2 separate regions of the Mus musculus genome follow, and region 2 is linked to region 1. Evidence: chromatin loops called from intact Hi-C (ENCODE). Cell type or tissue: left cerebral cortex. All regions are shown on one strand. Each heading gives the region's core, and the rest is flanking DNA. Links, peaks and the distances in the headings are about the cores only. Region 1 has its middle 18 kb from the start of Stfa3. Region 2 overlaps Ildr1 (immunoglobulin-like domain containing receptor 1).

Region 1 (15,635 bases), core at 3,165-11,164:
CTGGGTCATCACCGGTGTCCTGACCACACCCTGATACCACCAAGTTCCTGCTTCCCGGTGTAGCTGCCAAAAGAAAGAATTTCTATTGCCCCCCTTCCCATAAGTACTTCTCCTTTTGCTTGTATTGCCCTACCCCTCCCACTGATAATTACTTCCCCTTTTGCTTGTATTGCCCTACCCCTCCCACTGATAAGTATCTGTACTTCCCCCTTTGCTTGTGCATTTAAACCTTGGACCTTTCTCAATACATTGGGGTCTTGATACAACTTCAGAACGGTTTCCGTGTCGTTATTCGTACAAGACCCTCGTCTCTCTCTACCCCCCATTTGGTTCTTAGGAGGAGATCCCCTCGAGATCCTCGAATAACTGGACCTGCTGGACGGGTCACTATTCCATGGCAGAACATGTCACTCAGAGCCATCTGAACCTGTGTTCCCAGGCCATGATCACTCATGTGGCTCGCAATAAGGCACCCCCTATTCTCTTTGAAACAGGAGCTGTTTTATGTGAACAATATACAACCGCCTTCAAATGATGACCACCATGATCTGCCCTCAACAATGATCCTACCAGCTCACTTTAGCCTTAACTTTGAAATTCCCTTTTAGTAATTTTCTACTAATACCACACCCAATGGTTTAGAATCTCTACTGCTATTTGTTGGAGTTGAGTCCAACTTGGCAAAGTTTCCTTGAGGCTGTCCCTCTATCTATCACCAAGCCCCTAATACATTGAAACTCCAAGATGAGACCCCTGACATCCATAAAAGAGTTCATGGAGCTTCCATAGAAGTTGACCAGAGAGAAAAGATTGAATAATAGTTTGCTTTGAATTCTTTGAGACTATCATACATGTGTGATATAATGGGAACATATTCACCCTATCCCCCATTAACTATCCCTGGATTCCCACCAATATGTTTCCCTCCCAGCACCATGCCCTCTCCCTCCTCTTCCTCTCTTGAGAATGCCATGCTAGCTAGTTTTATGTCAACCTGACACAAGCTATAGGGAGGAGAGAGCCTCAGTTGAGAAAATGTCCCCTTAAGATCCAGTTGTAGGCAAGATGGAGGGCATTTTCTTAACTAGTACTTGATGGGGGATGCCCTAGCCCATTGTGGGTGGTGCCAGGCCTGGACTGCTAGACTTGGATCCTATAAGAAAGCAGGGGAGCAAGCCATGAGAAGCACACCAATAAGCAGCTCCCTCCATGTCCTTTGCATCAGCTCTTGGCTCCAGGTTCCTGCCTTGCTTGAATTTCTGTTCTGATTTCTGTTGCTGGTGAACAGCAATGTAGAAGTGTAATCTGAACAAACCCTTTCCTCCCCAAGTTGCTCAAGGTGTTTTGTTGCAGTAATAGAAACTCTAAGATAACTGTCATGCCTGAGTACTGTATTTGCATGCTTTTCACACCTTCTTTCCCTCCCTACCTCCGTGTGTGTGTGTGTGTGTGTGTGTGTGTGTGTGTGTGTGTGTTTAAAAAGATAACTAATGGACTCACAGAAGCTGTGATTAACTGCATAAGACCTGTACAAAATCAAATAAAGCCAGCCAAGATTCCAGCATGGATAAGGACCTCAAAACCTCATCTGTAACTAAGGAGCAATTGATAGTTGGTGCCTGCTGGGGGAGTGAGAATCCTTTTTCTTAGGGCATGTGGACACTGGTAGATTGCCCATGCTGCAGTGGATGGATCCACATTTCCACACACAGCTGCATCACTTTGTATTCATTATAAAAAACATCTAACAGATTGAAAGGATGGAGTAGGAACTGGAGGTATGAGTCCAGTTGGAGGTGTGCCTTCCCTGGAGGTGTGAGTCCAGTTGGAGGTGTGCCTTCCCTGGAAGTGTGAGTCCAGTTGGAGGTGTGCCCTCCCTGGAGGTGTGAGTCCAGTTGGAGGGGTGCCTTCCTGGAGGTGTGAGTCCAGTTGGAGGGGTGCCTTCCCCGGAGGTGTGAGTCCAGTTGGAGGTGTGCCTTCCCTGAAGGTGTGAGTCCAGTTGGAGGGGTACCTTCCTGGAAGTGTGAGTCCAGTTGGAGGGGTGCCTTCCTGGAGGTGTGAATCCAGTTGGAGGTGTGCCTTCCCTGGAAGTGTGAGTCCAGTTGGAGGGGTGCCTTCCCCGGAGGTGTGAGTCCAGTTGGAGGTGTGCCTTCCCTGGAAGTGTGAGTCCAGTTGGAGGGGTACCTTCCTGGAAGTGTGAGTCCAGTTGGAGGGGTGCCTTCCCTGGAGGTGTGAATCCAGTTGGAGGTGTGCCTTCCCTGGAAGTGTGAGTCCAGTTGGAGGTGTGCCCTCCCTGGAGGTGTGAATCCAGTTGGAGGTGTGCTTTCCCTGGAGGTGTGAGTTCAGTTAGAGGTGTGCCTTCCCTGGAAGTGTGAGTCCAGTTGGAGGGGTGCCTTCCCCGGAGGTGTGAGTCCAGTTGGAGGTGTGCCTTCCCTGGAAGTGTGAGTCCAGTTGGAGGTGTGCCTTCCCTGGAGGTGTGAGTCCAGTTGGAGGTGTGCCTTCCCTGGAAGTGTGAGTCCAGTTGGAGGTGTGCCCTCCCTGGAGGTGTGAATCCAGTTGGAGGTGTGCTTTCCCTGGAGGTGTGAGTTCAGTTAGAGGTGTGCCTTCCCTGGAGGTGTGAGTCCAGTGGGAAACATGCCCTCTTACCTTGTGCAAGAGCTCAGGTTGAACTCTGGGACAGCAAAAGAGGAAGGAAAAACAAAAGCTCTATCATGAACCTTTGAAACAAGAAGACATGAGGTGTTTACATCGAACCTACATTGCAAACAGGATATGTCACAGGGGAAGCTTTGGGATAAATGGCAGCCCAGAGGACAATAATCCCCGCACTAAGAGGGCTGAAAGGGGATGATGTAAGTTCGAGACCAGTAGGGGCTACAGGGTAAAGCCCTGTCTCAAAAAAATGGACTGGAAAGATAGCTGCTCTTCCCGAAGACCCTCGTTCAGTTCCCAGCATTCACACGGTGGCTCAAAACCATCTGTAACTCCACTTCCAGAGGACCTGACTGCCTCTTCCAGCCTCTATGCCCCCCCCCCCCACATGATTCACAGGCATACATGCAGGCAAATACTCACACACATGAAATAAACATAAATATATTTTAAAATCCACTGTCTTTAGGTGAACAGATTACTGCTGTCCTTCAGATGTCTCCCCCTGGATGTCCAAATTTAAAGTTACCATATGATCCTTGCAATGCCTCTTTCACTAAGCCTTGGATAGAGCTCAGCTCTTCCCACCCTTTGCTGAATTCCAGTATAAAACAAGCACCTGAGAGTACCGTGTGCTAAAGAATCTCACCCTTCCTAACGCTGTGACCCTTTGATACAGTCTGTCATGCTGTGCTGACTCCCAATCACAACATTATTTTCATTGCTACGTCATAACTGCAGTTTTGCCCCTGTTGTAAATTGTAATGTAACTAAATTCCTGTGTTTTCTGATGAGCTGAGGCGACAGGTCAGTGGACCCCCAAAGGTTGAGAGAACCGCCGTGTTAAAGTCCTAGTAAGGAGCTCCTAATTACTGAGTGGCCTGCAAAATGGCTCCCAATAGTGTCCATGTCCTGGCCCGCAAAGCCTGTTATGTTAATGGCCAGTAATGAGGTTGCATGTGGAATTTAGGTTGTTAATCAGACAACCCTGAGATCAGAAGTGTGTCCTAGGTTCTTTGGGTGGGCCCAATGTTATCTCCAGAGTCCTTTCACGTAAAAGAGGGAGGCAGGGAAGCCAAAGCCAGAATTAGAGAGACTTTGAAGGTGAAAGTGGCCATAGAGCAAGGAAAGCGGAAGCCAGGAACGAGGCTGGTTTGCCGGCCTCCAGTCTGCCGGCACTATGATGTAATCAAGCAGATCTCCAGATACGTGAAATGATGCTTCCGGGTCATGTGAGGTCTGGGTCTCAGGGTCTGTGGTAACACACTACAGCAACAACAGGAAACCATGACACTTACCCTTTCAGGGTCTTGGCTTCCTACTGTGTGGGAGGAGGTTCCCCGATCTGACAGTGTATGGTCACAAGTCTTCCTGAGCCATGAAAGATTTGTTCAAACCAAAAGACTGTGGGTTCAAACCACGGCCACTTCTGAAAAACCTCACATGCTGCTGGGAACTGGCAGTCACGAAACTAAACACTGCAAAGGTAAATCAGATAAATCCAAGATGCCAACACAGTTTAAAGGGCCACTGGCAGGCCTCCTTTAGAAGAGATACACACCTACAGAGACATACAATCACCTACCCTCTGAGTGCCAGAGTTAGAGGAATGGACCACATGCTCGTGTGTGTGTGTGTGTGTGTGTGTGTGTGTGTGTGTGTGTGTGTGTGTGTGTGTGTTTAATTCCTAGTCCCCACATCTACATCTTTAAGTGCAGGGAATTTGATGCCCTTTTCTGACCTCCTCAGGCCACCACACATATGCGGTACGCATCATGCACTCAGGTGCACACACACACACACACACACACACACACATTAAATATTTTTTAAAGATTACATATTAAGGCTATGACTATTTTAGAGTGGTAGCACACTTGACTATCAAGTGTTATGCCTTGGCTTAATCTCCAGCATTGTCAATTTTCTTTTTTAAAAATAAATAAAATAAAAGGTATTTCTAGGTGACATGAATCTAAAGGGACTCAGTGTCACCAAATGTGGCTTGTTGTACTAGAAATGCAAATGCAGTCTTAAAAGGGTTTTTTTTTTGAGATTTTATATATTTTATTTTAATTTATGTATAGGGTTTTTTGCCTGTATGTGTGTCTGTGCACTGTGTGTGTATATAGTGCCCTCAGAGACTATAAGAAGGTTATAGATAGCATGTTAGAGAATTAGAGAGTTGTGAGCCGCTATGAGGGTGCTGGGAATTGAACCTGTGTCCTCTGAAAGAGCAGCCAGTGCGCTTAATGGCTGAGCCAACACTCCAGCCCATAAACAGAGTTTTATAAGAAGTTTAGGAAGTGTCGTGAATTCTCTCATGGTTTCAGAAAACTGATTGTGTGGAAGAATGGCTTTGTCCTTAAGAAATGCATGATGAACAGTTTCAGAAAGAGCTGAATAAATACTAAAATATATATCACAGAAATTAATAATTGTTTGATCTACACGGTGGTTCAGTGGTCTTTGTTGCATAGTCTGCCTGGGTGTTTGGAAATTCTACAATAAAAACTAGAGAGAAGGGAATGGAGGAGTGGCTCAGAGGTTAGGAGGTCAGAGGTTAGGAGGTCAGAGGTTAGGAGGTCAGAGGTTAGGAGGTCAGAGGTTAGGAGGTCTATGACTCTTACAGAGGACCAGGGTTTAGTTCCCATCACAAGTGTCTGGCAGGTTACAATCACCGTAACTCAAGCTCCAGGGCAGCTGACACCCTCTTCTGGCCTTCTCAGACACCCATGTGCACACACGCACACAAATGAAAATAAAATAAATCTTAAGAAAAAAAAACTGTGGAATATGAAACATATAAAATAGACTTATATGAAAACTTAAAAAGTTAAATTTTTAAAAAGCTAAGGGAATTTGTTTCTAAAACTATTCATAGGTACTTATTAAACTCTTATTCCAAATTTTACATTTTAGTTTTAAATTCCTTCTACAGAGTTTTCTTTCTAAAATTAATTGCATCCCCAACAGAGTAAAAAATTAGTAAATAAAATTAATAGTATTGTTGGTGACATAGTTCAGTGGTAGAGAGCCTGCCTAGTACATCTAAGTTCTAACACCAGTCCTTCCCCCACCAGAAGAAGAAGAAGAAGAAGAAGAAGAAGAAGAAGAAGAAGAAGAAGAAGAAGAAGAAGAAGAAGAAGAAGAAGAGGAGGAGGAGGAAGAAGAGGAAGAATAAGAAGAACAAGAGAGAAAGAGAGAAAGAAAAAAATTAATTGCAGTAGTTCAGATTTTGGCAAATGTAAACTAGCTTTAGTGCATTTCCAGTTAGAAAACTCACAGCATAGGATGACGTCACTCTCTGAACCAAGGGAAACGGTTTCCCTCTAGATGAAGCCCAGTTTGGTAGAGGGGGGATTTTTGCTCTCAGCAACCCATAGATTTCATTTCTTGATTTTGCCAACAAAACAGATAGAAATGAAACTCTAAAAATAAAAAATGGAAACTTATGGACAAGTGATAAAGGCAATCAGGACCACTATTACCTATATGTCAACATCCCATACACCACAGGAGACAGACAGCACAAGAAGTTAGTCATCAACTCTAAAGGCCCAGAGCTAAGCCACCTCCTTCTTACTAACATATCTATAAGAAGCTATAACAGGGAATAAAGGATAAACATTCTAATTAGTCTAAGATTAAGAATTGGTTAAAAAATATAAGACACATAGACACAAGTTTCTTTCTAAGCTTTTTAAAATATCTGATTTCTATTTGTATTAAAACAACAGCCAGATGTGGTGGCACACTGGGCTGGAGAGTTGGCTCAGCTTTTAAGGACGTGCAAACACCCCAGTGCAAACACCTCATCTGGAACTCCAGTTCCAGGAACTCCGACACCCTCCTCCCATCTCTGCAGAGCTGAGTGCATATGTAGCGTGCATATATATATATGCACGTATAGGCAAAACACATATACACATAAGATAATAAAGTAAATATATCTAAAAAAAAAGTTTGAGTTTCTGTGCCTGGGTTCAAATAATAATTAATAGTTTAATGTTTAAAATGTTCAATCAGTGTTTTAAGTTAAAATACAGTTAAAATCTGCACTGTCACCCCCTGGCGATGGGCAAAAAGACACCTTTGGTTATGTTCTTCTATCAGTCAGGGGCAGAGCTGATGGCAGTCCTTTGTTCATCCTAGCTTGATGCCCGGTTTGGTGGGCAAAGCTGTCTTATGCCTAGGACTCATAAAATCCAATCTAATCCAATCCAACCCAGGCAGCCCAGCGTAGGAGGAGAAAGACAGACAGAAACCTGTGGTCCTCCATGCCACCCATGGACCCGCCCTGCCGCGCTCAGCAAAGGAGGGCCATGGACGCCACTTGCTGCCCCACAGCGGGAACCATCACACTGTGCCAGCATGTGGTGGTCAGACAAGAGAGAGAGAAGTGGAGCAGCTTGGGCTATGAAGGGAGATGGAACTGGACACTCGAGGATGGAGAGGAGTAGCCTGTTGTGATTGGCCAGCCCTGTCACCTGAGACCACAGTGAGGTCCCAGCTCGAGCTGCCTCTGAGGGTCATGTCTGAGTCCATGGCTATATAGCAGCAGGGGTCGGGGTGTCTGTGTCTGTGTCTCATATTAACAACTAGAGAACGTGGGGGCTGTTCCTGGTAGGGGCAGCTGCCAGGGAACACATGGATGTCTAGAGGCTGTGCAAAACTCCCACCCCAACCCGCACCCACCACTGGATGTGACACTCTGGGGAACTTGCCCCATCTTTCACCGGTGGCAGCACTCAGGAGAACAGATCCTGTGTGTTATTTTGGGTAGGATTTGCAAGGCTAAAGGGCAGATATGAGGGAATGGAGGAGACGAGCAAGACTGGTGTGCATGTTGTGAAATAAAGAATCAATAAAAACTTTTTAAAAAAAATCTGAACTATCATTGACACAAAAATTAATTTAAATGGGCGGTAGAAACCATAGCCAGGAGCTCTGCTGCCACCTCGTGGAGCTTATGTGAATTGCAGGAGAAGCCTGCGAAGAGTGGAGAAATTCCTTCAGTTTTCCTTTCAGAATTTTTATTTTGTACTAATACATAAAAATTTTATTTTTCTTGTTAGGATAAAAGTAAATATGTAAGGAGAGGAAGGGAGTGGTAAAGAATGGGAATAAGAAGAGACAAAGAACAAAACCTAATAAAAATACACAAAAGGCATGAACAAATAATTTGCCATTCCATGAGAGAAGAAACATCTGTTTAATGAGCAGGTTCCTGTCTAGATGGGCTGCAAGCAGACTTCTACAGTCACTGCTCTGATTTTTTTTTTATTTTGATACAGGGTCTCTCTATATAGCCCTGGCTGTCCTGGAACGTAATGTGTAGAAGAGGCTAGCCTGGAACTCAGAGATCATCCTGTCTCTGCCTTCCAAGCACTGGGGTTAAAGGTGTGTGCCACTACTGCCTGACTTCACTATACTACTTTTAACAAAAAGACTTAAAGTGGCTGGGTAGATGGCTCAGTAGGTAAAGCGGTTTCTGCGCAAGGGTGAAGAAGACCTGCTTTTAAATCGCCAAAACTTTTGTAAAGGCTGGGTATGGTATCACATATATAATCCCGATGTTTCTGCAGGGAAGTGGGAGCTCGCTGGGCAGCTGGATTCCCATGCTCAGAAAGAAAACAACAGACACCTGACTCAGAACAGTGTAAAAATCAAGAACTAAGAGTCAGGGTTTTCCTCCGCCCTCCACACCCATGCTGCCGGGACTTCTGGAGAGTCGTCAGGGCCTGAAAAGAGAAACAATAGCAAGCTTCAAGACCTTCTGATGCAGGCTGTTTTAAACCATCCCTGTGGTGTACCTGGCAAAAATGGAATAGGTAGGAAGATTGTGAGACTCCAACTTGTAACAAAGTCAGACTACAGCTTTCTAAGATACAGCCATTGAAACTAGGGAGACACACCCGCCACCCCACCCCCACCCTCCCTCCCCCGCACTGCAATTTTCCAGCTTGTGCTTTGGCTTTGTACATAATAAAGTAAGTATATGGGCTTATCTTTGGGGAGAAAAATAAATTAAAAAGTCTTTAAAATACAAAGCCTCTTCTTAGCTCAAGGGGTATTTAAAAATAAAGACCTGAACTAGATTTAGCATGTGATGCCCCAGGGCTGACAGTTCTCTAACCCCTGCTCCATCCTGCTGTCTCTGTGGCTTAATTGCTATAGTTTTCACTGTTTAAGAACATGTGGATTGGACTCCTTTTACTGCATCTGCACCTTATTTTCCATCTCATTTTTAAGTTCCTATTAGATAAGAATTAAAAAGACAGCACATAGCTGCTATTATTCTTACAGGGTTACCTTAATTCCCACCCAGGACATCTGAGAGTCTGAACATCTTATAGGTATTTAGGATTGAATTTCCAGTGGTAAAACCCTTCTTTGTACTGTTGAAGAATATATGTTTTCTAGGAACTGTGTAGAGGAGAATAACTAATTAGCAGACTTCTCAGAACAATAAGTTCCAGGTAAGATCTCTGGCAGACTTCCCCTCAGGTCTGTCTTTCTACATCAGTGGTTCTCAGCCTGTCGTTTGCAATTGCTCTGGGGGTGGAGGGGTTGAGTGGCCCTTTCACAGCGTCACCTGAGGCCATCTTCATATCAGACATGGACTGTAATGTATTTTGTAACAGTATGGATTAGCAACAAAAATAATTTTACGACTGGAGGGTCACCACAATATGAGGACTGTTTTAAAGGGTTGCGGCATTAGGAAGGTTGAGAACTACCATTCTATATGATCAATATGCAAAGTATGAAAACGATCATGATCCGTATCTTGCTCTTCACTCTTGTTTGTCAGAGACCACGAGATCCCCACCTTTCAACAGAAAGCTGAGCTGTCACACGGTACACGTGGTTAGAACAGACACAATAACAAGACGGCGGGAGCTTACACTTCCCACGAGAGTGTGTAAAATGTCTACATTATAGGCAGGTGGAAGCTAGCAGTGACTAGGGACATGGTACAGTTCCTAAGAGGACAGAGGGACTGTAAATGTCCCATCTCCACCGAGCATCTTTCACTGTTAAGGGGCCCTTGTTAGGAAAGAGGAGCCCTGTGGTTGTGAGCACTGAATGCCCCTAATGAGATAGAGCCTTGACGCTTCTGGCGACAATGCCCCTCCCCTGGGCCAGCCGACCCAGATTCTCTGGTTTAGCTAGGACCTTTGTTCCCTCCAGCCCTCAGAGATTTTTGTACATTTGGCCATTTCTTTCCCCTAAACTGAGGGAAATATTTTCAAATTCCATTGTCATTTCAAGCAGACCTCTTGAATGCGGCTTCCTCTCTATTCTAGATTTAATCTCCCTCCTTTTTAATGTGTTCTGGTGTTTTATCTGCATGTATGTCTTTGTACAAATGTTTGGTCCTGAAGTTACAGACAGTTGTGAGCTGCCATGTGGATGCTGGGAATTAAACCTGTGTCCTCTGGAAGAGCAGTCAGTGCTCCTAACCACTGAGCCAGGTCTCCAGCCCCGAGACTCCTACGTGGAATCAGAGTCTCTGTCTTTCTTACGCAGAAACAGAACATCTGTCTAACTGCTGTCTGATACATAAATCCCTCTCCTCAAACAATGAGGACAAGCGGAACACAAATGTGAAAGGAGAAGATGCCACAGAAAAGTCAAAGGATAAAATGTCAAGTTGTGAAAGAATATGTTAAGAACGCTGCCAATCAAAACAATAAAGGCAATGTGAACCACGCAATCATAATTTCATGCTAGCCTGACACCAGCCCCTCAGTGTTTAGAGGGGATTGACCCCCAAGACTTCTGAGCACTCCACAATCTTTAGCTGCTCAAGACATTTACATGAAATGACCTAGTATTCGTATGTTTCACACAAACCCTCCCATAGACATTTAATCATCTCCAGATTATGTTACTATCTAATACAGTATAAATGTTATGTAAATCATTCTTATAGTACTTACAGAAACATAATTTTTAAAAAGTCTCAGCATGCTCAGTACAGTGTTGCTTTTCCAAATATTTAATTTTATTTTTATTTATGTGTGTGTCCATGTACCAAATTCGTGCAATACCCAGAGAGGCCAGAAGAGGGCGTTGAATCTCCTCAATTTGCCATGGCAGGTTTTTGTGTGATACCCTGGAATCCAAACCCAGGTCCTCTGCAAGAGCAACAAGTCCTCTTAACTACTGAGCCCTCTCTCCAGCTCCATTTCCCAAATCTTTTTTTATCTAAAGTTTGTTGAATCTATATATGTAGAACCTGAAGTCAAGAAGGGTCAGTAGTACTTGGATGCATTAAAAAAAAAAAAAAAAAAAAAAAAAAAAAAAAAAAAAAAAAAAAAAAAGAGGCTGGAAATCTCCCAGCAGAATTTAGAAGGAATGTTTATGTTTCTTTCTCTTCATTTTTAAAAAATATACATCTCTGCAATGTTCATGATATCTTTATAGTCTGAGAAATAAAGTCATTGGGTGGAGTTGTTATTGTTGCTGCTGTTTGGGTTTTAAGACATTTCATGTAGCCCAGGCTGGCCTTGAATTTACTCCGTCGTAATCTTGAGCTTTTGGTCCTCCCGACTGTCTCCCAAGCAGTGGAATCACAGGTCTACCACAGTTGGTGTTGTGCTGGGCCGGAGATGAGACCTATGGCTTTCTGCACGCCAAGCAAGCACTCTGCCAACTGGGCCACAGTACTAGCTCCTAAACAATTGCTATTTCATATTTTATTGTATTTACCGCAGGGAGGGAGGGAGGGAGGCATTCCTGTGTCATGACACATGTGTGGAGCAGGGTAAGCTCTTTCACCTGCTAAGCCATGGCTCTGACCCAAAAGTACTGTTATTTAAACAGCTGATATGACTCAGCCCAGAAAGACACTCGCAGCCTGATGACCTTAGTGACCTGAACTCACACGGTGGAAAGGGAGAACCGAACCGTTCAAGGAGTCCTCTGCCCTCCCCATGGATGCCACGGTGAGTTAGTGTGTGCACGCTTGCTTGTACAAACACACAAATACACACAGATAAATAAGTATAAACTTAAAAATAAATAAATACAAGGCTAAACATAGTTGGTCAAGGTGGCTCGTGCCTACAATCCCAGCCCTTGGGAAGCTGAAAGAGGAGACTCACGAGTTTGAGACTAGGCTATGGAGCAAGTTCAGAGTAGCCTGTGCTACACAGCCATAACTGTCTCAAAACAAACAAATGGGGGCTGGAGAGGTATGCCAGCAGTCAAGTGTTCTTGCAGAAGACCCAGGCTTCAGTTCCCAGAACCCACCTGGAGGCTCATCACGGTCTGTAACTCCAATTCCAAGGAATCTGGCGCCCTCCTGTGGCCTTCACAGGCATCACACATGTGACGTACTTCCAGACATGCAAGCAAAGCACTCATGCATATAAAATATAAATGAAGAAATTTTCAAAAATAACTAAGCAAATAACAAACTAGTCTAAAGGACTTGCTGAGGTTTTGATTTGTGTAGTATAATTTAATTAAGAGGTTTTTAAAGCACAGACCAAGGATCCACAAAACCATCATTAGGAACAGCAACCACGCTAGAGACCCTCTCGGACTGTGGCTGGACATCCTTGTTCCTCAAATAAAACCTTCATCATACTTCAATTTCCTGGTTGTCCTGTGGAAAATTAACATAAGCTGTAAGTCACTGACACATTCATTTCAGACCCAAAGGACACTACTGTTTTCTCTTCTCCCACAAAACAACAGACTGACTCATGATCTGTGTTTGACTGATGGGTCAGTGGTTTGGTGTTTGGGTTTGTTGTTGTTTCTTTGTTTTGCTTTTGGTTTGTGTTGTTTAGTTTTAAGACAGGCTCTTACTACACAGCTCAGGCTAATCTCACTATACGCCCCAGGCTGGCCTCAAACTCAAGTGCTGGCATTACAGAACGTGCCACCATGCCTGGCTCTAGATTTGTCATGTAGGCTGGCTTCCTGAGAGTCTAAGCCATCAATTGTCTGGTGTGACTGCCTACAGATTTTATCCTGCCTGGCACCACCCCACACCTCCAGGCTTTGCTCACACTCCCCACCCTGACTTCCCTGGAAAGTCAACAGATGCCCTGTCTTGCTCAGTCTTGTAGATAAGATAAAGCGGTGTCACTGTGCCCAGAGGGAGACATGGCAATTGATACCCAACATAACCAGAAAACTATGAGTTATGAGAACTCTCCTGTCACTGATGAATCTGGCCTTCGGCAGCTTGTTAATTATCTGCATATGTCAGCATTTTCCACTGGCCCTGGAGTTAAAGTGTGATCTTTGCCAGGCATCTCTCTGTCTCTGTCTCTGTCTTTCTCTGTCTCTGTCTCTCTCTTTCTGTCTGTTTCTTTCTCTCTCTGTCTCTCTGTCTCTGTCTCTCTCTCTTTGCCTACTGTGATTCAACCAAGAGCTGTAACCTGGTTGAGGTTCTTTTTAGACAGACCCCCTCCCACTCTGAATTGCCCCCAATCCTCAATGTTGCTCGAAGGGGCTCTAGCCATTGCTGACTTTTGGTTAACCTTAACTTAACCTCCCAGATTTTAACCACTCATGTCTTGCATCCATTCATTCAAGTATTGACTGTCTGAAATATGTGAGATGTCTTCTGAACCCTGAGTATGAAATGTGAACAAAACAGATGCATTCTATCTGTGGGTTAGACAAAAGGAAAGACAAAGGTCGAGGGGAGCAGAGTGGGGTTGGGATGGCAAAGAGTTATTCCACTTGACTATGGGAAGAATTGCTAAATATCAGCAATCACAGGAGTCTACTTCAGAGACAGACAGTGGAGGAAGGGGATGTGACCTGAGGAGATGGCATTTCAGCCTAAATGGGGGCTGCCAGAACAAAGAGCCACAGACCAGTGCCTGAGCCACCAAGGAACACCACCCAGAAGTTCTAGAATCTGAAATCAGGGTGTCTCCTCTCTTACTGCTTTTCTCTTAGGTTTGACTCATCTACTTCTTGATACCTCCATGTGGTTTTCCCTTCCCTGTTATATATGAAGGTGCTGGTTATATTGGATTAGGACTCACCCTAATGACTTCTTTTAATTTAATTGCCTCTTCTCCAAATAGAGCCACCTTCAGAGATTCTGGTGGTCCCTTGCAAGGACTCAATTCAGGCCATAGTGGACTAGAAGGATAAAAAGGTATCAGCCAGGTATACAGAAGTACAGGCAAGGGTGTCCAGCATATGCAGAGGGCAAGACAAAGGGCCTCTAGGAAGCTGCACAGATGTCAAAGCAGCTTTAACTGGCTGCCACTATGGACCAGTAGATGAGCTCCATTCTCAGGCCAGGGCCAGCAGGTCAGCCACCGATGCACCATCTGCTCTTAGCTCGCCTGGTGCTACCCTCAGCAACCAGTCACCCGTGTGGCTGTGAACTCCAAGGAGGGGCACACCCTGGGTCACAACATCACTAGGGGCTTCAGTGGAGCCCACAAAGCTTGACACCACTTCCCAGAAGACATAGGGAGCCCCGCTGGTGGAGAAGCCTGCTGACAGCCCTGTCTTTATTGAGATCAAAGCATTTCTAGAGTGTGTCCAGATCTGGGGTGATGTTAGGCTCTTTGAGGGTCTCAGTGAACTTCTGAAGTAGTATGGACTCAGAAATGGAGTAACCTCATAGGGAAATCAGCTCTGGCAGCCGGGTTAGTTTAGCATAAAATCATAACTGACTGCATGAGAATCCTCAGTAAAACTCTTATTATTATTAGCAGCTGTCTATCAGTGCCCAGGGAAGAGCCTTTCTCACTAGGTAGTTTAGAGATGTGTGGAGTTTAGGTTTAACTAGTGTTTACTTAGTGCCCTTAAACTAGCTCCATGATGTTTTTATTTGTGAGTGATTTTATCCTTCGGGTACCTGGAAGGTCACAGTTTGCCAGGAGAATTGTTTTGACTATGAGTCCAGCCTAGATTGCTTAGCGCCTAGGTGAGTCCCTGAGCTAAAGTGAGACCTTGTTAAAAAAAAAAAAAAAAAAAAGTGAGACTTTCATCTTAAAAGAGTTGTGGAAGCCTATCGAAGGCTGTTAGTTTAGACAGTGGTTGATCTGTGAACTTGCTCACATGTTTGATAAGTAACTGTGATGTTGATAGTCTAGGAGCTTGGCTGGAGTCACAGTTCAGAAAACAATCTGCATGGAAGAGATTACAGTCAGTTCCTAGAGAGGAGATACGTGTAATAGACAGAAAATTATAGGGGATGAATGAGGTAATAGAGCATGCATGGTGTAAGCCAAGACCTAGGGAAACCAGAGAATATATGGAAAGTGTTGGATTTGAAAGAAAGCAGAATTGTAAATTGATGGAAGAAGAAGGATGCTATCCTCGGGCAGGGGGCAGAGGAAGGGAGATGCCGTGATGGGGGTGAGGTGTTGAGGACAAAGGTGGAACCAAGGAAGAGGTGAGATACCACGTGAGCTGGGAAGGATTTCTGAGGGATCTCTGGTTCAAAACGACCCTTGAGTACTTGAACCGTACTCTCAGAATTTGAAATAGATTTGATAGGCAGCAGAGGCACCCATCCCATAGAGAAATATGTTTTTAAGTTTATGAGAAATTGTGGGTTTTAGGGGAAATTAGATAGATGGGATACAGCCAGGAGGTGTGAGTAAGGATGAGTAGGGAGTGGCAAATGCTTTGATGAAGAAAGCAGAGACCGGTGAAGTAGAAAGACCTTGTGAAATAGGGGATGAGTTTGAGCCATGCCTGACAACACTGCCCCGGGGTATTTGTGCAACAGCTTTGAAGTTGGAGGTTTCTAGACTTTCCATAGCTGCAGCCTTGTGCAAGCTCTCATCCGCTGTTGATCACAGGGCAAGGCTAAGATCACCCACTCTCTGTAAGGATGAAGTATGGGTCCAAGGAGAGAAAAGTTTGGATATTTAATGCTGCCTTTCTTTCTTCCCACTGCCTGGGTCAGAGGAAGGGAAAAGGACCATTCAAGGTTAAGTTGGATATGACACGGATACTACATTTGATCTTAGGCAGAA
Region 2 (15,635 bases), core at 4,620-12,619, 240 kb before region 1:
CTCTTGCCATTTTAGCTTCAGGAAACCACCAGCAGCGGCAGACATTCTGGCCCTGGCAAAGCAATGGGACTTTAAGGCTGGGCTTTCTCTGGGGGATCACTCCACTGAACGTGCCTTTCCTCTTCCTAGTCTCCCCATTGCTTGGGTCCCCTTGAACTTGTGGTAGATTACTTCTGCTTTGATAAGGACAGGAACCAGCCTGCACAGGAAGCCAGTAGCTATGGTTCTAGATCACCAAGGTCTGTGTAACTGGAAGAATCTCTCCAGTCCTCACTCTCTCCTGCTATACAGAGATTCTCTGGGGGAGGAGTGGCCGGTAACTCAGAGACAAGAGAAATTTCTCTAATTCTTGTAGGAAAAAAAACAAAAAACATAGGCTCAGTTCCAAAAACTTTCATCTTTAAGTCCTAAGAGGGTTGTTTACCAATACTTGGTGGATTATCTGGATCTACTAAAAGCTAGCACCAATTAATTGTTCTCTCTAACCTCCTCTTACAGCTCAGGAAGGTGAGAACTGACTGGGGACATGGGCTGTGGTGTTCAAGATCTGTGACATCCTTCCAAAGGCTTCCTTCTGCATCTAGCATATTATTTGTTTGTTTATGATACTGTGGTTGAGCCCAGGGTTCTCAGGAAAGCCACTGAACTATGTCTCCAGCTCTGTGCTTTGATTTGCAGAAACCATGACAGGCTGTGGGCTCCCTCATACACTGACTGTCCCCTAGATGTAGTGACCTCTCTCTTCAGGTCAGGCTGCCTACATACTCTGGTCTCTTTCCTTTTTAAGGCTAGCTCTTTCTTGGTAGAGAACTAATGCTGCCTCCAAGGGTAAAGACACTCATCTGTGATCACCCAACTTCTTCTTCTTTTTTTTTTTTTTTTTTTTTTTTTTTGGGTTTTCGAGACAGGGTTTCTCTGTATAGCCCTGGCTATCCTGGAACTCACTTTGTAGACCAGGCTGGTCTCGAACTCAGAAATCTGCCTGCTTCTGCCTCCCAAGTGCTGGGATTAAAGGCGTGCACCACCACTGCCCAGCTGATCACCCAACTTCTTAAGTGGAACTTCCAGCTATTCCCTTCTGGTTCTTTGCTTATAAACATTATTGGGGGTATTTTGGCCAAAAACAAAACAAAATAAACAAAACAAAACAAAACACACACACACACAAACAAAACCAACACCAGAATATTTCTCCTATTCAGAGACCTTTGTAACCATTTCCTGAGCAATTCATTTCATTGCAATTCATCTTCTCCCCAAACTTGTCAGGAAAGTTAAAAAGTGAACTTGTCTGATCAGGTCCAAGGATCTTAACTTATGGACAGCTGTCCTTCATTTTCATCAGTTCTATTAAAAGAGCAAACTGCAGCCACCAAAGAGAAACCAAACCTTGGCTTCTCAGCTCACTGACGGAATGCATCTATCATCCATGCTAAGCTTTGCCCCAGCTCTGTCTGCTGGGACTGCCCTGTATTCTAAGGAATCTTCCAGTGAGGATTGCTCTCATCTCACACGGGGTTGCTCTCATGACAGTGGCTTCTCCAGGAAGGCCCCCGAGAGGTAGGAAGATCCTTAGACTCAGGGTGAGTCCTCCGCTATTTCCTCTTCTTCACGGAGTTTATGTAACCTCAGCTAGCCTGCAGAGGCTGTGGCAGCCCCTACTTGGGACACACAGATACAAGTCAAAGGCTTAATACTGTGCAAGTGACAGCTACTACTGAGCTCTGGGACTGCTCTGACCTGGCCCGTGAAGTGGTGATGACATAGGCCTTTGGTGACTGTGGTGAGGAGTCAGTGGGGAAGTAGAGACAAAGGCTACACATAGAACAGACATGCAATGAAAGTTATTTCTCCTTTCCTGTAAACACCAGGCAATCTTTGAGCACAGATCTGAAACCAGATTCAGACCACTGACCTTGACATCATAGATTAAGTTGGGTGTCTATCATCATAAGTAATCGTCATGTTTTCCTTTCAAACTTTCTTCTCCACATGGACCAAGATGGCAAGACTGGTTGTCTCTGGGAACTTGGCTTAGTCTTTTTTTTTTTTTTTAATTTCTCAGATATTCTACCACATGATGTTTTACATCATCAGGAAAAGGAAATATTACTTAAAACCAATACACTAAAAGAAAACTTCCAGTTACACGGTTGATTTGACTCCCATCTCGTTACACAGGAAAGAACTTTGTAGAACACTGCCTCAATTCTTTTGCTTTTATCATCTACTCTGCAGCTTTACATTTTAGGGTATATTATCATCTTGTTATATGTTTATTCTTGTGTATTTTGTGTGTGTGTGTGTGTGTGTGTGTGTGTGTGTGAGAGAGAGAGAGAGAGAGAGAGAGAGAGAGAGAGAGTTTTCTTTTTCTACCATGTGGGTTTTAACAAGTACTTTACCCATTAATCTATTTTGCTGGTCCAAAGTTTCTTTTAAAGGATGAAATTTCAGTTCAAAGAAAGCTCATACTAAGAGCCAAATTGTCTTCTCCATCTCCTTTTCCCTGCCACTAGATTCACAGAACCTGGGAATGTCTAAGAAGCACACATTCTTTGGCCCTACTCCCCAAGACCCACTGGCTGAGAAGCTGGGGAGGGGGCAGTAGTTAATGTTGACCAAGTCCTCCACATGATCCCAGTGTGAGCTTCAGTTTGAGAACTAACGTTTCAATACTTTTCCTATTGCCCTGCTCTTTTCATCCCATCTCTAAGTAGTGTTGTGAAAGTATAACAGAATAAGATACATACTCTGTCTCTGTCCCTGGTTTCTGAAATATAACTCCTAAAATCCTTGGGCCCTCAAGAAAGATGAATATCTTCCATGAACTAATTACATGACTGCTGGCTGGGGTCTCTAGAGAGCTTTGGGATGGAGACACCAAGGCATGGTTAGAGTGCTGGAATTTTCTATTCCACTTCTGACCTGGGAGAGGAAGAGTTGCTCAAATACACGAAAAGAAAATGATCCAACTCCATCTGTTTACTAAAAAAAGAACTCTATAGGTAGAAACCCTGTTATTGGCCACCTTCTTTATGAATATAGAGAGTTCTTGATCATCATTTACAGGTACAGCCCAAGACTTTTGAGCCTGTAAAGGAAGAAGGTATAAAGGAGATCCCAGAAGAGCCAGGAACTAACCTGAGATACTTGGGGTAAAGGGCACATGTACCATCATGACCAACCCACTGCCACTCTGTTCTCTCACCTTCCTCAGGGCAGCAACAGCGGGTAGGACAGCAGGGGCAGCGGATATAGCAGCAGCAATACTGCGGACAACACTGGCACCAGCATACACCAATCAGCAGCAGGAGTAGGAGGGCTCCAAGAATGATGAAAATCACTGTCAGCCAATCTGCCGTAGAGAGAAGCCAAAAGGGGAGGAACTAAATAAATCATCCGAGGGATGTCTCTACTCCAACTCTAGTGGTTTTCCACCTTCCTAAGCCGTGACCCTTTTATACAGTTTCTCATAGTATGCTGACCCCCAACCATAAGATTGTTTTCATTGTTGCTTCATAACTGTAATTTTACTACTGTTATAAACTGGAATGTAAATATCTGTGTTCTGCAGAGGTCTTAGGTGATCCCCGTGAAAGAGTTGTTCAATTCACAGGGTGAAAACCAGTAATCTTAGACACTAGTAAACACAACCATTGACCTAGTAAGGCCTAGTGACACACTGGCAAAAAAGTTTAGCTCTAGTAAGAGGCCATCAGAGGTCCCCAGTCCAATGACAGTAACACAGATCTGTTTGTTTCTGGCTTTGCTGCTATTGGTGGGTACTTTTGCAGGCAATATCTATTGGTGGCTGGCCCAGGGAGGCTGCAGCAGCACTTACGCAGGACAATGAGCTTCACCTCCTTATCTGGGTCTCCTGACGTGTCTCCTGGAGCCTCGATGGTACAATAGTATACTCCATGATCCCACCACATCACTTCATTAATCACAAGATCTGCTCCTGTGTAGGACAGAAGGGGAAAGTGCCAGTTACCAGGGCATGGTATCTTCAGGACCTCAGAATTCTGCTTTCTAAGAAGGCCTGTGGTAGATGACAAAGGGGTCCGAGATCCTTCCTCACACCTTCCCTTGTACCCCACTATTAGTTGATAAGGATCTAGATATGTGGTCTCATTCAATCCTCACCATATATCCCTATCTGTGGGTGAGGTAGAGATTCCTAGTTGGCTCTCACTGATGTTGCTCCCTTCCTCAGGATCATAGAATTGTTGGCTGTGCATGCAGCTGCTATAGTTTAAGTAAATAAATGCTCGTTCCCTTTCAAAATCATTCTAAAAGAAAGTTGTGGTTTTATCAGTATTAAGGAATTAGGACCTTGGTGGACTGTGTCCTGGAAGTTAAATAAAAATCTCTCTCTCTCTCTCTCTCTCTCTCTCTCTCTCTCTCTCTCTCTCTCTCTCTCTTTCTCTGTGTGTGTGTGTATGTGAGAGAGAGAGAGAGAGAGAGATTTAAAATTGTAAGTATAGCTAGGAGTGGTGGTTCACACCTTTAATCCCAGTACTTGGGAGGCAGAGGCAGGTAAATCTCCATGAGTTCCACACCAGCCTGGTTTATCCGTGTGCATAGCATGTTTCAGGACAGCCAGAGCTACATAATGAGACCTTATCTCAATAAAACAAGCACAAACAAACAAATAAACAGAAAATGATAGGTGTGGTCTCCTCTTGTGCTCTCTTCTATTGCTATGTGATGGTGTATCTGTAAGACCCTCACCAGACTTCTAGAAACATAAGCTAGTGCATTTCAACTGATTATAGTTACCTGGTCTCAGGAGCTCCATTATAACAGAGCATAAAATAGACTAAGACAGAGACCATGTAGAATAAAGTCAGTATTGCCCATCCTCTCTTCCACGTGACACAGCAGGAACTGTTCCTAAAAATGGCATGTGAACACTCTTCCCTTTCTTTATCTCTTTCACTTGTTCCCTGGGTGCTAGGGACTGGATACACTCTGAGTGTGTGTTTCATGTGTAGGAAGCTCAATCCTCAGTATGGTCTCTGGAAGAATTCTAGCCAGCTCACAAACATGACTCTGACAGGCCTTGCCCTTCTCTCCCAGTCCCTCTGACTCATTAAAGACCATTAGCTTGCATCCTTAAAGCTAACCACCAAGATCCATTTCCTTATTTGGTCACTTCCACATGCTGAGGCTGACTACCTAGGTCCAGCTAGTATTGAAAGTATTGAAGCCCACCAATCAAAAGCCCCCTTTGGGCTGGAGAGATGACTTGGTGTTTAAGAGTACCGGTTGCTCTTCCAGAAGATAGGAGTTCAATTCCCAACAACCACATGGTGTATTATAACCATCTGTAATGGGATCTGATGATCTCTTCTGGTGTCTGAAGACAGCTATAGTGTACTCATATACATTAAATAAATAAATAGATAAATCTTTTTCTAGAAAAAGTTCCCTTTGGCTCACCTAATCAATATGTCCAATTAAAACATAGGGTTTCTCATTTTACCTTTATAAATGGCCATTTGCCTATAGGTCCTGACTGTCTCCTCTCTATCCAGAGACAGTCCTTTGACCCTGTGAGACAAATGCCCTTCCCCCTCTCCTATGCCCCCTTTCTCCCCTCTCCTGTGTTCCCTTCCCTGTCTTCCTCTTCCTCTATCTCCTGTCTTTGTTCCTTATCTCTGCCCTCTGTCCTTCTGGGGCAAATACATCTCCTTTGTGCTGAGAACTTGGTCTTGGGGGTGTCTTGGGGTGACTCCATGGTTCTCTTTGGCCTTGTTGGAATGTAGTGGAATCTTTAATGGATGGAAATTAGGCCATTTGCCTATAGGTCCTGACTGTCTCCTCTCTATCCAGAGACAGTCCTTTGACCCTGTGAGACAAATGCCCTTCCCCCTCTCCTATGCCCCCTTTCTCCCCTCTCCTGTATTCCCTTCCCTGTCTCCCTCTTCCTCTATCTCCTGTCTTTGTTCCTTATCTCTGCCCTCTGTCCTTCTGGGGCAAATACATCTCCTTTGTGCTGAGAACTTGGTCTTGGGGGTGTCTTGGGGTGACTCCATGGTTCTCTTTGGCCTTGTTGGAATGTAGTGGAATCTTTAAGGGATGGAAATTAGAACAGTAATTAGGTCATTTGGCTGTGCTACCCTGAGAAGATATTAAAGTCATTCTTACGGCACACACACACACACACACACACACACACACACACAGCCCCCAGTAAGTTCACAATGGAATGGGTTGTAACAGAAGAACAAGAATGATTCTTTGTGCTCCTTGGTCTATAATTCCCATGTGAGCTCTGCTTCTTGTAAGCACTTCTATGATGATGTTCTCATAGTGGTGACCCAGCCATGAGCCTTCATGAGACCAAACCAATGGCATCATCTACTCTTAGACTTGAAGCAACCGAAGTGATAAAATAGATAAGCCTCTTTTCTTGGCAACTGCCCACAGGCATTTTATTCTAGAAGAAAAAAAAAAAAAAAAAAGAACCAAGACATCTAGAAAGAAGATGACAGTCTGGGTGCGCTGAAATGAACTTGGTCCCTGAGGATTTAGTGGAATGCAGCCATCAGCTTAGGTCTGGACTGTGTGTTTCCGATTTATACATGGGATCAAACTAAACCACTAATATTTCTGGTTTCTGCTTATTTGCCATCAAATGTAATACCCATCGTAAAGGTTACATGATTACTTAGCTACATTTCAGATAAGGAAAATGAAGGCAGAGAGGCTAAGGGAATGTACCAACAACATGCAGTCAGCGCTTAGCACAAGTGGATTCAATCCCATGACCATGCCACAGATTGATGCTCTTCAACACTAAGCCCTGCTTTCTTCTCCAAAAAGGCTAGAAAACTCCATAGTCTGGACCCATTGCCATTCCAAGATGAACAAGTCGCTCTGGTATTCTTTTTTTTGGGGGGTGTGTGGTCAAGACAGGGTTTCTCTGTGTAGCCCTGGCTATCCTGGAACTCACTCTGTAGACCAGGCTGGCCTCAAACTCAGAAATTCGCCTGCCTCTGCCTCCCAAGTGCTGGGATTAAAGGAGTGCGCCACCACGCCGGGCACTCGCTCTGGTATTCTAAGGGACAGCTTTGAACTTGAATGAGCACAGGAAATCTGCCCAGTATTTTCAGAGTGTTACCAGGAAAGGAAACAACATTCCCATGAATACCTGCTACCCAATTAAGATCAGCCAACGTTTAACATATACTTTCAATGTAAGCAAATTTGACCAATGTTCACTAAAGCCCAATTACTCAAATTGTTAAGTCAAACTCTGTGACAGGAGCTTTGAAAAGGAGCCAGCCCTTCTCCTGGCTGGCTTAAAAGCCAGTCAAATTCCCAAAGACATGGCTTGCCAGCTTATCTCAGAATTTAGAGATCAGGCCTCAGCATCATGGGTTTGCTCTTGCACAGTCGATGGTCATATCTGCAACGCATTCTTGCCTGTTTGTCAAGAAATATCTGCAGAGGAACTGAAACAAAAACGTGAGGTCACGCAAGACTGGGGCAGAGCTTGACTTCTGTTTCCTTCTCCTTTACGTCAGTCCTCGAGACGCACTCTTCTCCCCGTGACCGTCTAAACCCACCACTTATCCCATGAACAAGCTTAACCCTCCACCAGGTACTACGATGACGGTGCTCAGTGAGCACTTCCAATCTGATCCCACCATCCCTGGAGTCTCAAACGGTTTCTGAGACACAATAGTGTGGCAAGGCTCTTCAGATATGTTAGGGATTTAGACGATCCATGACTTTATTTGGCAGGATCCTCATAAACGGCAGAAACTCAGACATGAGAGTGTCAGAAAAATAAGGGTTCTGGGAAATCAAGATGAGCCTGGAAGTAGAAGTGAAACCCAAGGAAAACTACTATTTTCCCTTAGGAGAGAGAGAACAAGGTTGGGTGTGACCCAAACATGGTCAGGAGGAGGGGTAGTGAGAGGTGTCACTCACAACTACATACACACAAGAGCAGAGATGTCCTCCAGACTCTCCACGGGGAGTTCTCATCCTCCAGAAACTCTAAAGGAGGTTGGCTAGTTAAAGATGTGAGCCCAGGGCTCCGATCAGAGCCAATTCTGAGGAAGTAAAGCCAGCAAAGTCTTTAAGAGTGCACAGGGACACTAGGAGAAATGCAGACGGTCCCTAGGCGAAAAGTTCAAGGGCTGCCTTGTGGAAACCAGAGGATGAGTGTGAAGAGATCATATTTAAGTGTTACAAAATTAGAAGCAATGGTTAAGTTGACCCTTTAAATGGTTGTAAAATATTCACTAATTCCCTATACTGTTTGGGTACCACAAGTAGACGACTGTGTGTTTAATCTCTTATAACCAGCAAATATTTTTTAATATTTATTTTTATTATTTTTATTTGAGTGTATGTATGTGTATGTGTGTGTGTGTGCAAATGGGTTCACATGAAGGTATGTTTGTGCATGTGAGTGCAGTGCTGAAGAGGCCAGAAGAGGGCACTGGACTCCATGGAACTGGAGGTATAGGTGGTTGTGAGCTGCCTGAACATGCTGGGAACTGAGTTTGTGTTCTCTGGTTAACAAAATGAGTTCTGTCAGTCACTGAGTGAGCGCTCTGGCCCTACAAATATTTTTTTCTTTTGAATTTTTGATTTGTGTTTATTTATATAATTTGTGTGTATGTGTGTGTTGCTATATAGGTCTGTATACCACTTGAATGCCTGATGCCCAGTAAGTTAGATTCCCTAGAAGGAGAGACTGTTGTGAGCCACCATATAAGAGCTGGGAACTGAATCTGGGTCCTCTGGAAGAATAGCTAGTGTTCTTAGCTGTTAAGCCATCTCTTCATCCCCACAATTTTTTTTTTTTTTTTTGCACAGCACATAAAGCTCACTGCAATAGTCTCTGTGTTCTGACTCTATAACTTCATAGGAATCCAGGACGGCAGGCTAGGAGTGAGGGGTACTAGCCCATCCTGTGTACAGAAAAACACCCTGACTAGATAATGGAGCACCACTCCATGTTGACAGTCCAATATGTCACACTGTCACAATTCTCTGTGAGACGGGCTCTATAATCAGTCTCACTTAAGAGAACCAGAGGCAAACAGCCCAAAACCTGAAGGTGCTTGCCCAATTTCATGTTCCCTGTAAGTGCAGAACAGCCACCTCACCTGAATCCGGCTGTGGAGGGCTGCTTCCTGTGTCAGGTACAAAGAAAGGACCTGCTTTCGACCCAGCTCCTAGACCGTGCCTGCATTTTGTATTTAATGCAGTGTCGGGAGGGCCCCATCCTATGTGGACTCTCTCTCTCTCTCAGATAAGAGGAAAAAGGCAGAGAAAATGGCCGGCCTGTGGCTGGTAGCTCAGCTTGAGCGTGGAAACACATCGACGCTTACCCAGGCCAGTACTGTTTCCTCTACCCGGGGATGCAGTGGTCTCAAAGAAGCCACTTGCCCTCCAGCTCCCAATTCCGTTGGTATAGGTATGAAGAATGGCTGAGGGGACCTCAGGAACCTGGTGTGTGTGTGTGGGGGGGGGGGGGCGGTGAGAACAATTTCTAAAATTGCGTCAAAGGAGCCAGATCTGTATTTTAGCCTGAATCTCAAAAAAACAAAGGAACCAGTGACACCCTGACCTTTAACCAAGACTGTAGAACATCCTCTCATCCATAGACCAAGTTCCAGGGAAGTGGCTTTAGATGGTGGAAAACATTCTAAGAATCTGGCACTTGGCTTTAAACAACAGTGACCAGTTCAGTCATCGAGCCCCAGAAGATCAGGGGAATCCCTTGCTGACTCAGCCTGCCCTGCCCGGCCGGCGTCTACATCCTCCTAAACCCCTAGTTCCCCTGCCTCCTCCGCCATACTCACGGTTCTGGATGGTGATCTTGCGTTGCCGGTAATCCACCCCCAGCACGGGCTCACTCTGCCCACGCCGCTGCGCCACGATGCGAACTTCCCTCTGATTGTCACTACAGTCATTGGAGGGGTCCTGGCCCAGGGACAAAGCTGCCTGGTATGCTGAAAAGAGAACACCAAGTCACTCAGCATTCAGAGTCCGCGAGTCAGGTGTAGGATCTGACTTGTTAGTCCCGGCTGACCACTGGGAACTCCACTTGCATCGCATCGATAAGCCTCCAAGCCCCTTCTTGACTGCCCGGTTTCCAAAGCCTGTCTGCATTATTTACAAAATGCCCACGCCCAGTTTCTGTTCCAGTGGGGGTTCACTCTCCCAACCTTCACAACAGAGAATTCAAAGCTGTTCAATCTACCAGGTGACCAATACTTCCCGCTTGCTCCCTTAACCCAGAAGAATCAATGCCTCAATTTGGAAAGATTCCTTCGGTGCTAACATCAGACTAAGTGAGGAGACTCGGTGAGATTTTGGGGGGGGGGGGGGGTTCTGTCCAGTCGTACTGTAAAGCTTGAGTTGCCGGAGCCACAGTCGTGCCCTTACTTCCTGAGAACACCCACTTCCTTCCCCCCAAGCAGGCTGCCTTCTTGTTTGTACCCTCAAACTCTCTATAGGTCTAATCACCCCAAGCTGACTGTGGGGCTCCAGGTTCCTCTGATGCCGGAAAGAGGCTAGAAATGAGCATCTGGGAAGGAAGAGCCTGGAGGCAAGAGCCGGGGTAGTCCTTGCTGAGAAGCAGGACTTGGCTAAAGTTAAGGAGGAGCTGTACACCACTGTTGTCTGAGATGTCCAAAGCCTGACTGGAGGCAGAGAGCTCTCCCCTACCCGAAGTGTGACAGCGAGCTGGGGTCTTCCAAACAATGGTGGCTGACTTGAGGTCCCACATGGCTCAGAGCTGGTCTGTATGAGGAATGTATAGGAGGGACACAGGCTAGGTCTTTTATGTCTGAGCTGCCTGAAATGGTTTTAGGACAACATGGGGTAAACAAACTGACATTTGGCCTTGAACAACTCGTTGTGCAACCTGGGTTCAGCTTATCTGAAAAAATAAAGTGGCCCAGCAGGTTCTTCTCAGGATGACAATTAGTGATCTGTAACGAGCCCTAGACCCCAATGATAGCCCGCAGATGCCTGGGACTATGGGCAGAACAAGGGGGCTACTCACAGGCAGAGAAGTAGTCAAAGATGGGATCCTTGCAGAAGGACTTGAAGCGCCATGTCACAACCACGTCCTGGAGCTGGGCAGAGGTGGTGTAGTCACACTTGAGGGTAACGGAGGCAAACAGAGTAACATAGCGTTCTGTGTGCTGGACTGTGACTAGCAAGGACAGACACCCTGGAGGCAAGAGCAGGAGACAATGCTAAAGGTGACCTACTTTTGTTTGTTCCTGAGTAATAAAAGCCATGCAAATGAACAAAAGCTGCCCTGCAGCCTAGCATTGGCTGGGAGCTCAAAGACACAGGCTCCAGTGAGGAGTATACAGAAGGAAAGGACCCTAAGCACCAGGAGGTGTGGGGGAAGGGCGATGGGGGTGGGGTGGGGGTGGGGGGGGGAGTCAGGAAAACTTCCCAGAATTCACAGTCCACTAACACACCCAGCACCAGTCCAACAATAACCACACACCCATAGCAATAAAAGAACTGTATTTAAATAAGGCCACAGTTGAAGCAGAGTAGTAATCCAGTTAAAACCAGTTTCCCCCGTCCCTTCTCTTCCAAAAGTGGTTTCCCCTTTGAGGCCAGGCTCAGGTAGTACAGCCATTTCTTCCCAGAATTACAGCTGGGTGGGTCTACATTGTGAGACCTGTCTTAGGAGAGGGAGGGAGGGAGGGAGGAAGGGAGAGAGGGAGGGAAGAAAAGGGAAAAAATGGTTTCTCAGTTTCCTAAAAGTCAGACTATTATCTGACTAAGTGGTTCTCATTCTGTGGGTCCTGACTTCTGGGAATACACTGATATTTATTTACATTTTGATTCATAACAGTAGCCAAATTACAGTTTGACTAGGAGCTAGGTGACACACAGTCACCAGATGGAATGGTAGAGTGGTAAGATGACCGTCCACAGCCAGTATCTTGGAATGCTTCAAAGTTGCATTAGAAGGAGGTCTTCCTTGGAAGGTGGGGGTGGGTGGGGGTTAGTGTAGATCGACGGTACTCAAGGCTGTCCAGAGTTTCCAGTGCAGCAGGACTTAGGAGAGGCCCAAGAACTTACATTTCAAACAGATTTCCATGAGAGCAATAAGAAAAGCTGTATCCAGGAGATATGTAAGCTATTATGCCAGGGGGAACTCTGAGAACAGCTGGCATAGGCTATCTGTTAAAGGCTACCTCGCCAGGCTCTGGATTCAGACACAAATCACACCTAGTTCTTCACTCCGACACTAGAGGAACTTCTTGCTTAGTTTCTCTTTCCTCAGCTATTGAGTGGGGATCATGATAGCATCCTGTATCTGGAAACCCCCAAATCTGGAATGTTCTGGAAGCCTAACCTCGCTTTTCTTTTTTGTCATGTACATGTGTGGTGTGACTATCTGTGGACTCCATGTAGAGGAAGGGCGTCTTGTCTATTCCTCTCCGCCATGTCACCTTATTCCCTTGAGACAGGTTCTCTCACTATCCCTGGAAATTGCCATTTCATGGCACTTAACAACGCCCAGCAAATGTCTTCACCCTCCCCAGTGTTGGGGTCCTGCGTGCATGGACACACCTAGTTTTTACATGGATGCTGGAAATCTGAGCCCAGGTCTTCATGCTTTGTATAATCAACTCTCTTGCCCACTGAACCAACTCCCCAGCACCCGTAAAATTTTCTGAGTGCCAATGTGACACCCAAAGCATTTTCTTTAATTTTAGAACATCTCAGAGTTCACATTTTCAGATTCAGGATATTGAGCCAACAAAGACTACACAAACTTCCCCAAATTTGAAATCCCCAGTCTGTAACTCTTCTCACCCCAGGCACTTTAGATAAGAGATACTCAACCGGCACCGACTTTACCATGTCCTTGCAGAAGGCCAATCAGGGACTCCACTGCTCATGCTGCCCTCTTGCTCTCTCTAGCAGAGCTCGTTCAGTAGAGCCTTCCTTTCTGACTGAGCCATCCCTTTAGAGGGCAGCAAAGTGATCTTAACATCATCATCATCATCACCACCACCACCATCCTCCTCATCACCACCATCACCATCGGGGGAGGCAAGGGTGGGATCAGATGAATATTCTGAAGATTTGGTTCTCTCCTTCCACCTTTCTGTGGGTTCCCGAGATTGAATTTCTCAGCTTCATCAGGGTTGCATTGTTAACCTGCAAGCCTGTGTTCATTGAGTCATCCCTTGCCCCAAGATCCTGGATGGGCCTTTTTTCTTCTCCTTAAGAACATCACTGTTTTATTCAGTTCTACATTGTATACTAGTTTGTGCCATGTAATGACATCTTACATACAGTCAGTAGTATGCATATTATCGTGTTTAGAAAACTGGGATATTTTATCATGATAGCAAATGATGTAGAAACTTCCAAATTCAGCTTACTGCCATGTGTAGAAGACACTATGTCCTCATAGAAACTGCAGTTTATGAAGGAGAGTTAGCTCTATAACTTGACTTTCCACAAAAGACTCAAAGGTCAATTTCTGGACCTAACAGTGGGCTTTCAGGTGAACGGAACACCTCTGACCCTGGAAGAACCCGAGACTCACATCGCAGCATGATTCTACACTGACCACTTCATCTTTGGCCAAGGGTCTCCTAAGAGCTCCCAGCCTAGCTAACAATGGGCACCTTCTTCTGCATTTCTCACATCTCTGAGGAGACAGCAGAACACTGCTCAGGGCAGGCTCTGCCACTCAGATGTGACCTGGCCAGTCTGTGTTACCACCCTTTGACGTTAGCGGCGGAAGCTATGTATGAAGACTGTGCAGAGGCAAGAAATGTAAAGACTAAAATCTAAAGACTCTGGTAGGTTTTTAGACCGCATACCAGAAGCAGGGAGAGGGTAGGGCAGGGGTGGGCTGCTGCTTCAGGGAGGAAGGAAATGAAGGCGCTAAGCTGCTTTTCTGGAAGTTTTGCTGTTTAGGGAGCCTGGCGGGAACCAATCAGGCTGGAGCCTATGGGAGGCAAGTAATTAGGCAGGACAGGTGGTGAGTGGGTTATGGGTGTATGGGGTGGAGTCAGGACACATCTATCTTCTAGTTCAAGGATAATTACTGATGGCATCCCAGAAGAACAGAAGACCATGGGGGGAGGGGTGGGGTGTGCTCCGCTGTATTACTCAACCGTGAATGGAAAAAAAGAACATTTTCAGAATAAACCTTCAAGAGTTTGGTAGGAAAGAATCACCGGCCTTGCCAGCTGCAGGATTCTGAGACCCCGGGTCCGGCAGAATGGAAACGCTATGGCCTTATAGGGAGGGAAGACAACACAACGCTATTCTTACATTTACATAAAATGAGTCCTGCTCCTCCTTCCTCACAGCTGGGCCTTGAATGTTCTAAACAAACCCTTTGGCTTTGCATGGCACCTTCCAATGTTCTCTTTCACACACAAACACCTATGATCCTGGAAGGAGCATATGGACAACATGTGGACTGGTGGCTTGCCACGGTCACTCTGAGGGGCGCAGGGTCAGGAGTTTCTCTCCCCGTGCAGCGTTCTTGATGTACTTCCTTAGGTTAGAAGAAGAGGCGCTGGCAATCCCTAACTTCTCTATTTGGCTGAAGGGTAATTTGGTAGGGTGCAGCTCACTCAAGTTCCAGTTAGCTTTTGTGCAAAGACAGAGCACTTGGGAGAGAAGAATGTGTGTTTGCTGAGGGTCAGGAAAGGGAATTTGGTTGCAGCCAGAAGGTGCTCTGGGGAGAACTTTGAAGAATGCCGACTCTAAACCCTTGGAGGTAGAAGAATGGGATCATGGGTGATGGCCTTGATTACCAAATGCACATCTAGCTCCTCTTACATGAAAGCCCTTATTATGGGCAAGCCATAGATGGAGTGACCGAGTCACCTTTACCAACGTCAGTGATGGCTTTGTTGCCTGTAGACCGAGCCTCTCTATCACTTCATCCTTTGTCATTTTCAAGGCTTAAAGCATTTCAGATTTTCACAGGTTCTGAGCATTAACCTCATTTGTGCTTCCTCTCAGAGATCTACCAACCCCACAGTACCCCAATCAGACCATAGGCCTTTGCCTCTACTCTGCCACACACACACACACACACACACACACACACCCAGGGATGGTCGGGAAGTTTAGGAAGAGGAGATACCAGAACATTCTTGTACCTTTCTGTACTAGGCACCCAGTGATGGATAGATGGTCTTTGTTTCTTGCACTCATCTTCACGATAGGGATTAGCTTTGGTCATTCAGAGGGACGAAAGTTCAGAGGGTATAAACCCAGACCCATGTACCTATCAGCAAATATCTAATTAATAAGTATCAGTGATGGAATAAAACTCAAAACTACCATGTTTCCTAAACAGGCAGAGCTCCTCTTCCAAAGTGGACATCAGGCACTAGACCCCTATGAGCAGTAGGAGTTTCCAGATTGGGCCAGAGAGAAAGGAAGTAGTAATTAGTTCATCTCTAAAGCAAGATTGTCCCATCTTCCTTTTTCTTTAGCTTCTGACTTTTACTCTGCACAACAAACCACACGGGACATCCACAGAGATCCACACATGAGGCTTTTTAGGGTGAGACCTGAACAACAAGCAGAATCTGGGTTGGGAAAGTTTAAATTTAAATGAGAAATGTTCTCTTTATGGATGG

Evidence for each region. Peaks named below come from ENCODE experiments on the same cell type or tissue, not always from the same donor. Only the 100,000 strongest peaks of a DNase experiment are listed, where the experiment ranks them.
Region 2: it touches region 1 in a loop (2.3-fold over the local background); 26 of 42 quality-filtered maps call a loop at or near these places.

What each region holds. Positions count from the first base shown.
Region 1 is chr16:36,465,380-36,481,014 of GRCm38, reverse strand. No RefSeq gene overlaps it. Among named protein-coding and RNA genes, the nearest start is that of Stfa3, 18 kb to the right of the region's middle. In left cerebral cortex, for the core only: CTCF peaks have their summits at 7,621 (motif pointing left) and 10,730 (motif pointing right); DNase peaks (open chromatin) are centred at 7,326, 7,605 and 10,745.
Region 2 is chr16:36,703,827-36,719,461 of GRCm38, reverse strand. It overlaps Ildr1 (immunoglobulin-like domain containing receptor 1), which reads right to left. Exons shown (of 8, transcript NM_001285788.1): 2 at 11,042-11,212; 3 at 9,834-9,983; 4 at 3,842-3,961; 5 at 3,209-3,355. Among named protein-coding and RNA genes, the nearest start is that of Ildr1, 18 kb to the right of the region's middle. In left cerebral cortex, for the core only: a CTCF peak has its summit at 8,467 (motif pointing right); DNase peaks (open chromatin) are centred at 9,822 and 9,969.